Linked DNA regions of Mus musculus: region 1 is linked to region 2. The links are chromatin contacts, found by Hi-C or POLR2A ChIA-PET in ENCODE. All regions are on one chromosome and are shown on one strand. Each heading gives the region's core, a stretch centred on a gene start or an enhancer-like site at or near the end of the contact. The rest is flanking DNA. Distances are from core to core; before and after follow the strand shown. Region 1 overlaps Coa8 (cytochrome c oxidase assembly factor 8). Region 2 overlaps Gm51961 (a long non-coding RNA gene).

The links. A loop is a pair of places that touch in the nucleus more often than their neighbours do. ChIA-PET counts read pairs that join two places held with the same protein, here RNA polymerase II (POLR2A).
Region 1: a map of gastrocnemius shows a loop between it and region 2 (2.1-fold over the local background). The contact joins two enhancer-like sites. A Hi-C loop is called at or near these places in 6 of 37 maps with a recorded cell type or tissue (gastrocnemius and heart). POLR2A ChIA-PET finds 5 or more read pairs at or near these places in 5 of 5 experiments (Patski and embryonic stem cell).

Annotation. Positions count from the first base shown.
Region 1 is chr12:111,731,379-111,734,565 of GRCm38, reverse strand. It overlaps Coa8 (cytochrome c oxidase assembly factor 8), which reads right to left. Exons shown (of 5, transcript NM_026511.2): 5 at 342-899. The coding sequence ends at 800. Among named protein-coding and RNA genes, the nearest start is that of Coa8, 20 kb to the right of the region's middle. Within about 2 kb of position 1,895, at least 3 of the 3 ENCODE cell types and tissues checked have a DNase peak (open chromatin) inside an H3K27ac peak, as active enhancers do; they include gastrocnemius, where a contact is called at or near this core.
Region 2 is chr12:111,697,427-111,700,863 of GRCm38, reverse strand. Gm51961 (a long non-coding RNA gene) reads right to left here. Exons shown (of 2, transcript XR_003950154.1): 1 at 2,007-3,437; 2 at 1-1,044. Among named protein-coding and RNA genes, the nearest start is that of Gm36635, 3.9 kb to the left of the region's middle. Within about 2 kb of position 2,133, at least 1 of the 3 ENCODE cell types and tissues checked has a DNase peak (open chromatin) inside an H3K27ac peak, as active enhancers do; it is gastrocnemius, where a contact is called at or near this core.

The sequences.
Region 1 (3,187 bases), core at 646-3,145, 34 kb before region 2:
CACCACCTCCCCATAGAGCCGTCATCAGGAACCTAAGCCTTCAGTATCCAAGCCTTCGGGAGACATTCAAGATCTGAACCATAATGGCGACCATGAGCCCACAATGACCACACACATTTCTGTGTTCTCTCTGTTTTCAGGAGCACTTTTAACCATGGTGACGATGGCTGCTATGCATACCTTTGGATGCTGAAGGGGGTCACCTCACTGTAAAATGATGACATCATTCTGATCATCGGTCTTGGTCTTTCACACAGAGATGCTGTTTGTCTTCACTGTGGTCAGGGCTGAGGACCCCACCACACCACCAGAGCCAGCTGAAGGCTTATTCTCAACTTGCACTGGTTTAAATTCTTTTGTTTATTTATTTATTTATTTATTTATTTATTTATTTATTTATTTAATGTAAGTACACTGTAGCTGTCTTCAGATACTCCAGAAGTGGGCATCAGATTTCGTTTCGGGTGGTTGTGAGCCACCATGTGGTTGCTGGGATTTGAACTCAGGACCTTTGGAAGAGCAGTCAGCGCTCTTAACCGCTGAGCCATCTCACCAGCCCTGGTTTAAATTCTTGCAGTGAAACTTTATTCACATTTTTACACTGCAATATTCTGAGCTGGTATAATTCAAAGTACAGACAATACAAAATACAGCCTCAGCATACAGCGTACTGAGGAGCCTGAGCCAGGCAAGCACGGCCCAAGGGACTGTGCTCGCTTAGTGTCCAGGGCCTCATAAACAGAACCTGGAGCTGTGGGTCAGGTTCCGGTGCTGTGGGTCAAGTTCTGGTGGGCTCCTCCTAACTGCTTGTCTTCTTTTGCCTTAGCTTGCTCCACATCCTCTCCAGGACCACCTTCCCCATGAAGAAAGTGATGGCAAAATTACGCTTGTACCAGTCTCTACAGAGAAAGAGAGGACCCCAGTCAACTGCAGTGTCAGGCCTGATCAGCAGCTTTCCTGGAGGTGCCACAGTCACCTGACTCCCTACTTCCACCCCAGCAGAATACACACACACACACACACACACACACACACACACACATAGAGAGAGAGAGAGTTTCCCTAAGTATAGAGAGCTCTAATCTTCCCCTGGCCTGTATTAGCAGATTCCTAGGATGCTCTGAGGATCCAGCAGCATCCTAGACAGGCAGTGATGAGTAGCGCCATGGAACAGCCTACCAGGCTTTCCAGGGACCTGGGATTGGGGTGGGGCTCTGCTTGGGTCTAATTTGTATGAGACAAAGTATCCCACAGAAGGAAGCTGACTGTCACAACGTTCTCCTTCTCCTGGGTCTCTGATGCTCTCATACACACCCTGGCAGAATCTGGACAGAGAAAATACACAGGCTGCTGCCTACACGTCGTAAGTGGAAGCCCACCCACTGGGCCCACCCACTGAGCCTAACGGTGAGGTGAAGTGTGGAGGGCTTACTGCATAGAGGAAAGGCACATCTCAGATCCTGGGTGCAAGCCCCTGCTGCCCCAAAGCCACCAGCCGTTCCAGGCCCTGAGCACTTCTGCTAGGGCTGGATTCACTGACCCTTGGATCTCAGCACAGAAGGTAAGAGAGGAGCCAGAGCCCTAAGGAGGTGACAGCACAAGTCAGCCACAGTGTAGGTCCACAAACTCCATCTACCTTCCTGAGAACTTTATAACTCACAACCTGCTGTCAAGCAGAACCCTAAGTAAACAGGAAGGCTCTGGGGGAGCAAGAGGCCACCCCGTGTGACTCAGGCAAGAAGAGCCCCACTGCTCTTGTGAGGCAGATGATCTGGACAGTCAAGCAGAGAAACCAGCAAAGGAAGCCAGCAAAGCCTCCCTGTTTCCGAGCGGAGGCAGCCTCACAGAGCCTGCGCACACACAGCCTGCAGGGGGCAGCCGTGCGCTGTGTCCGTGAGCTCACGTGGCTGAGCGCCTAACTGGGTCAAAGCAACACAGCGCAGCCGCAGCCGCAGCCGCAGACTGCTCCCTTCGAAGCGCATCCAGCCTCCAATGCCGCCCACGTTCTCGGAGACCTTGCCGCTCTGGCCACAGCCAGCCCTGTCACTGCTGCATTTTAATGCAAATCTCGAGTTGCATCTTAATTGCAGTACCAGGCAGAACAAAAAAACTAAAATCTCAAAAAAAAAAAAAAATTCAGATTTATCAGGCCAACCATATGGTGGCCTACACTTCTAATCTGAGCACTTGGGAAGTGAAGGTAGACAGAACCTCTGTGAGTTTGAGGCTAGCCTGGGCTACACAGTGAGTTTCTGAACAGCCAGAACCACATAGTGAGATCCTTTCACAAACAAAACCCACTAATCTGTCAGGATGATGAGCTGGCCCAGACACACCTATCCCATCTCCATGAGACACCTGTCACAAGAGCTCAGGACTGGGCAGGCAGGCGCTCAGGTTCTCGTGCCTGCCCCACATATACACAGCCCTTACTTTTCCTATGAGCTGGTGCTTCAATTTGGAAGCCCGACCACACTTCAGCCCACGTCAGTCTCCTGAACAGCTGCAGGCGTGGCTGTCCTTCCTCCGGCAGCACCCTGGGCCACCGATGAGGACATGCTTAGTTAGGCCTCGGGTGTGGCACCCTCATCTGTCACCATCCAATCCCACAGCTTTTGCTGACCGGTGGCGTTAGCAGTCAGGGTTGATGAGGGATGACGAGTGTCTAGCCCTGTGTGGCCACCAGGGAAATACTTACATCACTGTTTCTGAGTGTTCTTTTTGTTTTGTTTTCCAAGACAGAGTTTCTCAGGGCAGCGCTGGCTGTCCTGGAACTCACTCTGTAGACCAGGCTGGCTTCACACTCATAGCTCACCTGCCTCTGCCTCCCGAGTGATGCCACCAGCAGCAAGCCCGAGTGTCCCTTTGTGTGCTCACCTTTGACTACCTTTGGCACCGGGCAGGGAAGCTTTTCCACACGAGCCGTACATACAGAAGAGACCAGAGCTTGCTTTCTTGAGTGCTCACACAGATGTGTGTGTGTGTGTGTGTGTGTGTGTGTGTGTGTGTACACAATGGTGTTTTGTAATGCTCTGCATGTTCTGCTTGGGAGGGTGACTCACCCTGCAGTTCAGGCTCCTTGCTGGTCCCTGCATGGCTCTCCTGTGGCCTTTGATCTCTACTGATCAAGAGTTCTGACAGAGGGCTGGTGAGATGGCTCAGTGGGTAAGAGCACCCGACTGCTCGT
Region 2 (3,437 bases), core at 884-3,383:
CCAGAGCTTGAGCCTCAGACTCACCCTTTTCCCCTGCACCCATCAGGTCCCACTCACAAGACAGATGTCCATTCTGTTCTCCTTGTGTGGTTCTGTTTCTATTTTGGTATTTTGAGACAGGGCCTCCATGTAGCCCTGGCTGTCCTGGAACTTGCTCTGTAGACCAGGCTGGCCCGGAACTTGCTCTGTAGACCAGGCTGGCCTGGAACTTGCTCTGTAGACCAGGCTGGCCTGGAACTCAAGAGATCCACCTACGTCTGTCTCCCAAGTGCTGGGGTTGAAAGTATGTGCCTCCATGCCCAGCTGCCTTGTAGTGGTTCTGAAGTGCTCAGGGGTGGGCTTTTCCTCTCTGGTGTCTGGGGCTACACATCACTAATGCGTTGTTAGATGGTTATATCCATAAAGTAGAGAGGCAATGTCAATCTTAGGGACAATGGCCCTCACAACCTCTCCTGTGGTAGTGCAGGTCTCCCACCCTCCTGCCCACCTTTGTTCCTCTCCATCTGCCATTCCCTGAGCATGCCACTCCCACCCAGCCCCTTCCCTGAGGATGTGAGCTGAGGGAAGAGGCCCTATGGCTGAAGTATCCCCAGACTGTGTCTGCCGAGCCCCAACTCTGCTCAGCTGGAGCTCAGTGGATGAATAGGTGAAGTCTAAAAGACAGTCCTGGCTGAACTAGGCTGGGAAAGGTGCAGGCAGAGAGGCCTGGGCTCAGCTTCAGGACCAGATTGGCCAGGAGAGAGCAGAGGTTGAGAAGTCATGACCTAGCGGGTCAGAGGCAGGGCTGCAGCTGAAGACACACTGCTGCCTGCAGCAGCTCACGCGGGTGACCCAGGGATTCTTTCTGGGTTGTGGTTTTCCATGTTGGCGTAGTCTTGGCTGTCCTGGAATTCTCTTTCTGTAGATCAGGCTGGCCTCAAATTCAGAGATCTGCCTGCCTCGGTCTCTGGATTGTTGGGATTAAGGGTGTGTGGCACCATGCCCAGCGAAGTGGGAGTTCTGAACAGAAGGGAGCTTTAGGACAGAATGAAGCAGAGCTGGAATCTATCAGAAAGGAAAGTTTGACAAAGTTTTAGACATTGTGGTTAACAGAGAGGACCTCAGGGAATACATAAGACACATCCAAGCGTGGGTGTGGGCTTCTCAAGAGAGTCTCACTTAAGCACAATTTTAGTGGCTTCTTTAGTTACATCTCAGGAGGTTGCTAAGGAACCACTTTTCTCAGTAAATGTGATCAGAGCGGTCCCTGCATGGAGGGATTACAGCAGATAAGGTAAAAACCTAGGCCAAGGGCTTGGGAGAGAAGTTGGTATTTCTACTGTATACAGGGGTTTGCGGTCTTGTTTCTGAGAGTCCTAGAAACTATCAAAGAAGGAAGTAGACTTGCTAACCCAAGGTCATAACCCTCGGGCCGGACCTTAAGCACTGTTCATTGTTAATGCAACTTGCCGAATTGTGCACACATAAGTGCTTATGAGTGCATACATGCATATACCAAGGCCCATCTGAACTAGGAACACAGTCTCCAGGCCTTGGTCCTCTCTCTCAACCAAGCTGTAGCCCCGGCCCCTGTTTTAATATTCTTATCTGAAAATAGCCCTAAATAGAGAATATTGTTTTCATGGCAAATGTTCTTGTTTGTTAGAATTCATTCATCCATCCATCCATTCTTTTTTTTTTTTTTTTTTTTTTTTTTTTTGGTTTTTCAAGACAGGGTTTCTTTGTAGCCCTGGCTGTCCTGGAACTTGATCTGTGGACCAGGCTGGCCTCAAACTCTTGAAACTGACCTGCCTCTGCCTCTGAGTGCTGGGATTAAAGGCATGAGCCACTATTGCCCATCTCTGGCCAAGAATTCTTGATTTCAACTAGCAAGAGGCTTCAATCCACTCTGTAGTGGGGGGTGAGGGGTTCCTCTCCCTTCTTATGCTCCTAATTTCCCTCATTTGTCATCCTGCTTCAGGCCATTGTGGCAAATGAGAAGCAGAGAGGGCCTGCGGGGTACATACCGTGGCTTTCTGTGTCTCCTCCTCATCTTCCTGGCCAGGCCTAGGGTAGGGAATATGTCCAGCAAACATCCATACAGCAAGGTGCCCAAGATCCAGATGGCAGATTGAAAGTGTCACCGAGAGCCATCTGCCCCCAGTGGGTTCCAGGCATCCTTTTGCCAACTCAGGCCTGACCTAGAGCAGCTGTCTCACAGGCGCAGAAGCTGGCTCTGGCCGCCTCTGAGGTAAGGTGGAGAATGGAGAGATTGTTATCTGGTCATAGGAAGCCCTGGAGGAGGTGGCTTCTGACTTGAGAGTGAGTTGGAAAGGCCATCAAGTGCCTACAGGCAGCTCAGTTGCAGCATCCTGCCTGGATGAGTCACCTTAGACCTTGAGGACATAAGAAGGTTTGTCCTTTCCCCTTTGTCCCAAGGACGCAGCTAATCAAAACCCTGTGATGCTTGCAGGCATGAAGTGCTGTGTCAGAGCAGTGAGGCAGGTACTCTAAGAAGGCAGACACAGGTCCTGACTTCCCAACCTTGATGCCACAAACGTACCAGGAGAAAGGGGAAAGGGGCAACCTTTACAGGGAAGGCAGTGAAGGCTACTTTAGGGACACTTCCTTAACAAAAATCCCCCAGAGAGGGAGGCATTCCAGTGGGAACAGCCATGGGAAGCTCAGAGCAAGGCTTACTTCTCAGAGCCTGGGAGATCTCAGAGGTACAAATCAAAAGCTAGAAGGGCCTGGGTCAAAGGTGGACTCTGGATGACCAGTGCGAGAATGTGGGTGTTTTAGGACAGAACACTGTCCTAACTGTCCCCATGTGTGGGGCCAGGAAGATAGGACCAACAGAAGAGGCAGAGCAGGACTGAGATAGACAGGCAGACAGCAAGGAGGCTGGCCTTAGGGACTAAAGTGCAGTTGTGGGGTTTGGCCTGCCTGACGACAGGAAAAGTTAGTCATGGGATGAGGTCACATAAGCTGGGTTTGGGTGTGTGCTTAAGGTGCAAGAATTCTCATGGCACGTGAGCCCAGAGAGCCAAGCACTCTACTTCTCTGCAGCCTGAGCCCAGTCCTGGTCTATCCTGTCTATCAGCTGGCTGAGCAGGCTCCCAGTGCCCCTTGTGCTCGGATGCATGGTCCCCTTTTTCTTCTGATACTGCAGTTTCCATCCGTCCACGGAAGGTCATCTTTTGACTCTTACTCCTGACCAAAGAAAAAGCAGACATCCCAGAACTGACATGGTTACTGGAAGGGACCTAAGGCCAGGGCCATGTGAGAGCCTCGGCAGGGACAAGCAGGCGATGAGAACAGCCAGTGCAAAAAGCCTCCAGGCTCATTAAGAATCTGCAGAGCTGGATCCCTGGACTTCAGACTGTAGGCACAGGCACGCCAAGGGGCATCTTGTCATTTCCCAAGAATGGGCCATGAGGGTGTGGGGCTGGAGCAAT